Regions from separate parts of the Homo sapiens genome. Here region 2 is linked to region 1. Evidence: read pairs that join two places in POLR2A ChIA-PET (ENCODE). Cell type or tissue: Caco-2. All regions are shown on one strand. Links, peaks and the distances in the headings refer to the core of each region. The heading gives the core; the rest is flanking DNA.

Evidence for each region. ChIA-PET counts read pairs that join two places held together with the same protein. Peaks named below come from ENCODE experiments on the same cell type or tissue, not always from the same donor. Only the 100,000 strongest peaks of a DNase experiment are listed, where the experiment ranks them.
Region 2: POLR2A ChIA-PET joins it to region 1 with 10 read pairs; 6 of 35 experiments call an interaction of 5 or more read pairs at or near these places.

What each region holds. Positions count from the first base shown.
Region 1 is chr12:54,335,211-54,339,595 of GRCh38, reverse strand. All of the region lies in intron 1 of COPZ1 (coat protein complex I subunit zeta 1), which reads right to left. MIR148B (microRNA 148b) reads right to left here and starts at 2,380; the gene lies at 2,282-2,380. In Caco-2, for the core only: CTCF peaks have their summits at 2,761 and 2,962 (motif pointing left); DNase peaks (open chromatin) are centred at 1,991 and 2,965.
Region 2 is chr12:54,015,733-54,020,117 of GRCh38, reverse strand. It overlaps LOC124902939 (a long non-coding RNA gene), which reads left to right and starts at 2,371. Exons shown (of 2, transcript XR_007063323.1): 1 at 2,371-3,314; 2 at 3,765-4,105. It also overlaps a transcript of HOXC4 not described here, a transcript of HOXC5 not described here and a transcript of HOXC6 not described here. RefSeq lists enhancers at 1-1,664, 1,596-1,665 and silencers at 1,706-1,975, 2,046-2,215. In Caco-2, for the core only: a CTCF peak has its summit at 3,025; DNase peaks (open chromatin) are centred at 1,762, 2,087, 2,457 and 3,327; H3K4me3 peaks cover 2,447 bases.

The DNA of each region.
Region 1 (4,385 bases), core at 143-4,142:
GCAGGAGGATTGCTTAAGGCCAGTTCAAGACCAGCCTGGGAAACACAGGGAGACCCCCCATCTCTACAAAAATAAAAAAAATTAGCCAGGTGTGGTGGCGTGCATCTATAGTCCTAGCTACTCAGGAGGCTGAGGTGATAGGATCTCTTGAGCCCAGGAGTTTAAGACCACGCTGAGCTAGGACTGCGCCACTGCACTCCAGGCTGGGTGACAGAGTGAAACCCCATCTCTAATTGATTGAATAGAAAAAACCAAAAGTGTGGAGAGATAGTGATGTGTGCATGAAAGGTATTTGCAGCCTCACATTCCTTGACTTTCTTTTTTTTTTTTTTTTTTTTAAGAGAAAAGGTGTCACTGTATTGTTCAGGCTGGTCTTGAACTCCTAGGCTCAAACAATCCTCCCACCTAGGCCTCCCAAAGTGCAAGTGTGAGCCACTGCGCCCGACCTACATTCCTTGACTTTCTAATCAACATTACTTACCATTGATATCCCTTGTGCTGAGACAAGGCTGTTGCTTTGCTACCTCTTTCCTGGCCTTATTTAAGAAACCCACAGTCCTCACAGGAGCCAAACACAAAAGTATGTGTTTGACAGATATCCAAGAGTGAGGAGGAAAAAATCATTGCCAAGAACCCAGAAACTGCAGCCTCTACAAACATAAATTGCCTCATGAGGCTTCAGGAGGTTTATGGTTCCATGCAAAGAATCAACCCTGTTTGCGGGGGCAGAGGAGGGCAGTTCAGAATGGAAGTAAAAGGAACCCAGTCTTTTGACAACAAGGTGATGAGGAACATAAGCTTTCCCTACTTGAATTCTTGAGGACTGCAATTTTTGTTTTGTTCGCTGGTTTGTCCCATTTGTCCAGAACAATGCCTGACACATACTAAACTCTCAATATTTGGTGAATAATTCAGAGAATAAAGGAAGTTTGAGAATAAAGTTAAAATACCTTGACGCAGTATGCATCTAAGGGACTACTTATAATTAGACCTCCACATATAAGTGGATTTTCTGATGTGGCCACTTTGGGTGATATTACTACCAACTTTATCCCTCCTCTGATAAACACTCCTTAGAGATGTCCATCCTGTATATATAACACTCTGGAATAAACAAGGCATGAGTAACTCCTCTCTCAAACTAAAGAACTTTGTTGCCTAGTGGAGGGAAGTCCTCTAGAGTCTAGTCTTAAAAGGTCACAAGTAGAAGCAGCTCTCCTAACTCCTAATTCCTCACAGAAAGATCTTCCTGTAAAGCAGGCTCAGTTCTATAACAACTTGGGTCCTCAATTCCAAAAGGGAGACAACAATGGGAATGAGTTTTCTTAATGGAAGAAAAGAAGTCCAAAAGGAACAAAATTTAGACGAAATCATTTTTTCCCACAACCTTTTCCTGGAAATCTTTGGCTCTGTTCCTCTATCCACATTCACAGCAACTTTAGAGAGCTGCCCATTAGTTTAAGCTGGGCATTAACCTGGCATAGGAAACTGGTTCTTGCAGCCATAGAGTTTGGCATCCCTAGAACCCAAAGAAAAGCAAAGCCCTAATGGCCCCCAGCCAACTGGGAGAGTCAGACAATGTCCTTTGTGGCCAACAGGGTGTGAGTGCCTACAACAGCCACACCGGCAAAGAGAGAACATATCCCTGGGTTCTGCTCTTGGTTCTTTTCACTGGCTTCCTAGAAGACATTATCAAAGAAACCCCAAAAATAGAAACATTGGATCTTCCTGGGAAGAATAAAAGACAGGCTAAGGAGGACAAGGATAAAGACTAGATTTGACATAGAGCTTACTGGAGCTCTCAAAAGGGAAAGAAGGCATTACAGAAAAGGCTGGTCATTTCAAACTTCCAAAGGAGGAAGCATACTAAATAAAGCTGAGAATTTAGGCAGGCGCTTAAATGCCGCTTCAATTCTCCATTCTGCTACAGCTGGAGCCAGCAGCTTCTTTACTTCTCCTGCCACCTCCTGACTGCAGCTGGTTCCACTTCAGCCTGGGGCTTTTACCTCTCAGGAGTGGGGAGGGCTATGCCATAAAACTAGCCAGTTTAAAGGCCCCAGAAGTCATTACTGATAATGTAATTTCATTTTAAGTTTTTGCAAAGGGCAAGTTTATAAATAACTCCCAGCTACTGAGAAATGGGCTTCCAGGACAATGGACTAGGCTTGACCTTGTAACACATTAAATGCTGACTGTTGAGAAAGACCTTATCAGCTTAGGGCCACACTGAAAGAATTTAAAAGGTCTATTCTTCCCTCCCACTCCCAAAATGGGTAGCTGCTAGAAAGCTTTCGAGACAAAGTTCTGTGATGCACTGACTTTCAGAGAGCCACAGCCTGAGTGTATAACAGAACTTCACCTCAAATGCTAATCGTGCTTGGAAATGATGTATAGGCAGATTGTTTTGTGGGAGATTGGGTGACTTAGACAGATTTTCATGTATTTATGTTTTTATTATCAAGAAAACAAGAATGCTGTCCTCAAGACAGGTGAAACACCACAGAACAAGCAACTAGGCTGCTGCAAATGAATCTTTGATCTCAGGGGCTTCTTTTTTTTTTTTTTTTTTTTTTTTTGCGACAGTCTCTCTCTGTCACCCAGGCTGGAGTGCAGTGGAGCAAACTCCGCTCACTACAACCTCCACCTCCCGGATTCAAGTGATTCTTGTGCCTCAGCCTCCCGGGTAGCTGGGACTACAGGCACACACCCCCATGCCCAGCTAATTTTTGTATTTTTAGTAGAGACGGGGTTTCACCAAATTGGCCAGGCTGGTCTCGAACTCCTGACCTCATGATCTGCCTGCCTCGGCCTCCCAAAGTGCTGGGATTACAGGCGTGAGCCACCGTGCCCGGCCTCAATCAGGGGCTTCTAAAGCCTGGTGAAAAGCATCAACATCTCCAAGAACTCTCTCCCCTAGCGCATAGAGGACTAGAGGGAAAGAGTCATTCCTAGTGCTGCCCCCTGTGGGCCTTCTCGGTGACCTGCAGCTTCCACAGGATTACAGTCATAAGCAAAAATATTTTTCAAAGGCAGCTCTGGATAAGAGCTTTTTTTTTTTTGAGACGGAGTCTCGCTCTGTCGCCCAGGCTGGAGTGCAGTGGCACGATCTCAGCTCACTGCAAGCTCCGCCTCCTGGTTCAAGCTCTCCTGCTTCAGCCTCCCGAGTAGCTGGGACTACACGCACCTGCCACCATGCCCGGCTAATTTTTTGTATTTTTAGTAGGGATGGGGTTTCACTGTAGCCAGGATGGTCTCAATCTCCTGACCTCGTGATCCGCCCGCCTCGGCCTCCCAAAGTGCTGGGATTACAGGCGTGAGCCACCGCACCCGGCAAAAGCTCTCTATTTGTGTGTCTTGTAGGACAAACTAGTAGAGATGGGCCCTGAAAAATAAGTGAATTAAGTCTGTTCACAATGTATATAGTAAGAGAACTCTTTGGGGTAAGATCTTAGTAAGCCACCAGAAGACTGGGAGAATATGTTTGGGGAAGGTAGAGAGGATACTTGGAAACTATAATGAATTATTTGATTCATTTAGGGGAAAAAACCAAGAAGCCTCTATGGAGGGAATTACAGGATGCCATCTACAGAGCTGAAAGAGCACAAATAAGAATATGGAGGCCAGGCGCAGTGGCTCATGCCTGTAATCCTAGCACTTTTGGAAGCTGAGGCAGGAGATCACTAGAGCCAGGAGTTCAAGACCAACCTGGGCAACACAGTGAGACCCTGTCTCTGCAAGAACTTAAAAAAAACAAAAATTAGCCAGGCATGGTGGCATGCACCTGTAGTCTCAGCTACTCAGGAAGCTGAGGCAGGAGGATCGCTTGAGCTTGGGAGTTCAAGGCTGTAGTGAGCTACAATTGCGCTACTGCACTCCAGCCTACACAAAAGAGTGAGACCGCCTCAAAAAAAAAAAGAAGCTGACTGAGATCACTAAAAAGTTCTTCATTGTCTACTTAAAAATAAATCCTTCCAGCCTGGCCAACATGGTGAAACCCTGTCTCTACCAAAATTACAAAACTTAGCCAGGCATGGTAGCAGACGCCTGTAATCCCAGCTACTCAGGAGGCTGAGGCAGGAGAATCGCTTATACCTGGGAGGCAGAGGTTGCGGTGAGCTGAGATCGCACCACTGCACTCCAGCCTGGGCGACAGAGCAAGACTTCAGATCAAAAAAAAAAAAAACATTCCCTAAGGCCATACCAAAAGGGCCTGATGTGGCATTACCCTGATGTGGCAATGGGTCTTGGTGAATTAAAAACTGTAACAAGATTCTCTTGTCTCAATCCTGTTTATAAAGTAAAACTAAGAAGGTAAAAACTAGAAGGAGAAATTCCTAGATACCACTCCCAGCTCCAAATGGCTAAGTAGGTATACTTCCTGACTC
Region 2 (4,385 bases), core at 264-4,263, 320 kb after region 1:
GTTGCCACTGGTGGGTCCTCTTGTGCTTCTGTTTGAATGCCAGAGAGGGAGAGAAAGAAGGAGAAGGGAAAGAAAATCGAAAGTAACTGGGAAGCAGAGAGTTGGTGTTGGAGTCCACTGGGGTCCAGTTTATCCCCTGGCCAGAGTGGAAAATGAAAACAGAGCGCCGGTCGCTGCTGCTATGCCTTCTCTGCTTGCCTCTGTCTTGTAAGGATGGGTCTAGGGGTGAAGGGCATAGGATGGGGGTGGGGGAGCTGCAGGGCTGTAGCCAGGAAGGGACAGAAAATCAATTAAAATATTATATAAAGACACCTCAGGATGGTGCTGTTAAGCGGCCAACCTCGAACTCTAGCACCTCCAAATCTCGCTGTGGGTACACTCAGTGAGGTCGTTCTAGGATTAAGAGAAATACCTCAGCCTCGCCCAGGCCCGCCCCTCGGGTGGGAGGGGGCCCTTCTAATATTCTAGGTGAATCTCCACTGGCCTGAATGGCCTTCTCTGGAAAAGGTTTTCTTTCGGGGACGGACAAAGGACACTTGTGTTCCCCCCCATCAGCGGCCATCCACAGGGGCGGGGGCGGACAAAATGCAGGCGAAAGAGAGAAATAGAGGCCTCACCGGTCGGCGATTCCCACATTACTCCAGGAGAAAGGCTCCCTTTTTCGGGCCTCTCGGGCCCCTCTTGTGTCCCACCGCACTCCCTTTGCCCTTTTCAGGTCCCACAGACTCCGGGTTCCGGCCTGCCGCAGGCTGGATCCGCGGGGCATCAGCCACTGGGCCGTGCCTGAGCGGCGGGAGAGCGCGCGGCAGCCTGAGCAGGCGGCGGGCTGGGCCCATTTGGGGAGAGCCAAGCGCTTTTCTCGATCGTAAACAAGGAAAGCGAAATTAGCCCCTCGTCAGACGCCTCTGCCGACACACAAGTCCTACTGGGGGTGGGGGGGTGGGGGAGGGGGAGAGAAAATGCCATTTCTTCCCGCGGGAGAATACCTCAGAGGCCTTTATGATGGCTGCGAAAGGGGAATTTAGCGGGGGCAGAAAAGGAAGGGAAGGGGGTTGTGGGGGGAGGGGAGATAAAATTCACCGTCAGCTCTGGCCCAAACGGTTTGATCTGAATGCAAACTGTATTTTTAAAAATTTGATAAAAACAGGTTTCTTCCCCCATCCCCGCCCCCCCACAGGCGACGGGTCAGGGTTTAAACAGGAAATCGTGGAGCGATCCCCTCCCCCACTGGGACTTGGCGCAGAATCCCAGTCGCGCCTCTGGGAGAGGGTGGGGGTAGAGGGGGTGTCTTGGCTTAGATTAAGGTAAGTCTGGCCCCCAGGTTCTCTCGGACCTCGTCTGGAATATGTTCCCCCACGCCTCCGGGTGTGTCTGCCTGGGTGTGTAGGCGTTTGCGTGTGCGTCGCCGTTTATAAACAGAAATTCACACTTATGGGGCCGCCTCGGAGCCTCGGACCCAGGCCGGGGAGCAGGGCGGGGTCATATATCAAACTGCAACACATTCAGGGCCACGTACATTTGGAAGAAATTAAGCCACTGTGTTATGAAACCATATGCGTCGGGTTAAGACTATACAACAGGCCATTAGCACCAATTATTAGAGAGATCCCGAGTGCCCAGGACCCTCCCGCCGCCCCAGGCTGACGCCTCTACCCCATAAGCCAGCAGCCCCCGGAATCCTCACTGCCTCCACAGCACCTAGGAGACTCTACCAGGAGGACTGGGCCTGTCCCCGCCCAGCCTAGGGCCTTCCCCATTTCCACCTCCCCCCGAGGCGAGGCAGGTCCTAGCCCAGAGCAGCCATGCGTGGCGAGCGGGCATCCCGGTCCAGTGGGCATCCCGGCTGGGATGGCCGCGGCTGGGGGTGAGGGGCGCCGGACCCCGGAAGGGAAAGCCGGTAGGCCTCTTTTCTCTGAGCACAAGATGGCTTTTGAGTACAGCATCCCCCACCCCCACCCTACAACCTCCACCCTCCACCCAACGCAGGGCACCTCCCACCCTTCCATCCGCCCGAGTGGGGGCGGGAGCAGGGGGTGGGCAGACGCTCTCCTCTCGGCTGACGCGCACCAGCCACCAGCCTCCCCCCTAATTGCCAATTAACAGGCCCCGCCGGCCGCCTAGCTGCGCCGGCTTCCTGCTCGGCGGCCCGGCCCTGGGCCCACACTGCGCATGTGTGAGCTCTAGCAGTCGCGCTCTCTGGGAGGGAGGGGGCTGCCAGACAGGGAGGGGAAGCTGGAAAGTTTGTTTGGGGGTTGGGGGGCTAACTTTGCTTAGGGGGCAATGGGCACAGCCTCTAAGTTCTCTCTCCTGCCTGGAGCTTGAGCTTCCAGTTCCGCTCCGACCCAGTTCCATTAGCCAAGAGACCGAAGATCTATAATAAGCAGGTACTGACACAGTGGGCAGCAGAGAGCTGGCGCCCTAGACCGCCGGCTTGAGCCCCACAGGTGCTGTTCCCTTGCCTCCCCACCCCCAACTTGGCACACAGTGACATCAGGACAACACAATCGCCCCACTACCAGTTACCGGTATTCCAGTTTAACCCCGTTTCTCTCCCCCCGCCAATTTTCCTCCCCATAATTAACTACGCGCCCACCCTCTCGCCAGCCCCCTCTTCTCCCTAACCAAGAGAAGCCGCTGCTGTCCTATTCTTGAAACCGCCACGGACCATTAGTTACATATTTGAACCAATAAGGAAACACTTACCGAGCGCTGCTGTCACTCTCCCTCTCTCCCTCTCTGCCTCTCTCTCTCCCACTCTCTTTCTCGTCTTCCCTCATTCTGTGCCGCTGCCGAGCCTGTCTCAGCTCCACACACACACACATATACTTTATATAAATTCAAAAATAAAAATAATTATAATCATCCAAAAGCCAAACAAAATTAAGGAGAGTTGCAAGAAGGGGGCAGGAGGAAGAGCCTGGGAGAGAGGAGGGGCGGAGGCATCTGCAGCTCCCAAGCTCAACTCCTGCTCCTGCATTCCTCCTGCCCCTTGGGGGCCAGAGGGTCGGGAAGGAAGAGAGAGATGCCCTCAACTTCTGTCTCTCCCCTCCCATCCCCACCCTCCCCAGCTGCCCCCAGCTTCGGCAACTCCACCTGGGAGGAAAAAAAATTAAATGGGGGAAAAATAATTATTAATCAGATTAATTTAAAAAAAATACTGCTAATGAAGGGAGCGCCCAGGGCAGGTTTCCCTGGCAATGGTTAGGCTCTTACAGGGAGGACTGTTCTGCGGAGCGCTCGGAACGGACAAACCACAATAAAAAGTTCACGTTCATGGATGGAATCCACATGACTTCTTGTGGCCAATCCAACTTGTGAGTCGATCGTAAACTTTTATTACTCAGCTGTAAATTTTCTGCAAACAACCGGGAATGCGATGCATTTGTGTAGCGTGTGCAAATGGGCGCCGCGGTCGCCATGTTTACCCAATTCTCTCATAGAGGGAGCATCCCCGGACCCCCACCCCACCCCTACCCCCACCCACCGCCCACTCCCCACGGGCCAGGCTGCTGCAGGCGAGCGCAGAAAGAGCTGAGGGCGGACGCCCAGGCGAAAGAAAGCTTCAAGCACTGAGGGTCGGTTGCCTCTCCTGGCTTGCCGAGTTTTAAATATTGTCCTTAATAAATGGGGGCATTAAGGTTGGATCAGGCGGAATTCAAAGCTTTGCAAAGATTTGTGGCCTTGAGGCAGTGATGGCTGGTGAATTGCAGGGATTGAAAGGGTGCCTCCCTACCCCTACCTTTTTTTTTTTTTTTTTTTTTTAGTAAGAGAACAACATCCCCTCTATGCCGTACCCCTGAAAGCTCCTACTCCACCCTAGACAGGAACAGTAGTGGAAGACCACTGGCAGCCACCCAACCAAACCTGACCTGGAGTGGTCTGAAGAACCTAGGGGACTAGACCTACCCTGGGCAATCCTGCAGTGCAGCAGGAGAGGTGAGAATTGGGGTCAACTTCTAGGACCCTCAAAACGACCCACATCCCCGGGGTCCCTTTCTTAGAGAGAATGACATTTTCCCCCAAGACCATCCCTAGTTTCCCTTCCCAGTTCAAATGGTGGCTTATTTGAAATCTTTTTACAATTAAAAATAAAATTAAAGCCCAAGATCTTGGTCTCTACTTCCTTTTTGCGGGGAGGGGTGCAAGGCAGTAAGCCTTTTGGATCGTGTCAGATTGCCCATACCCACCTGCCTTTCTCAGAAAAATTTCCTGATTCAATGTCTGGGCAGCTGGGATGTACTACCGAGGCCTGAAAAAATAACCTTTTACTGCCCTGAATTCCACCTTCTGTGCTAAAATTTCGAGCAGCCTGTTTTTCCAGACCCCTAATTTTGAAGGTGAGTCCAGAATAAATTCCCCCATAGAGACTATTTGCCGGGGGAGGG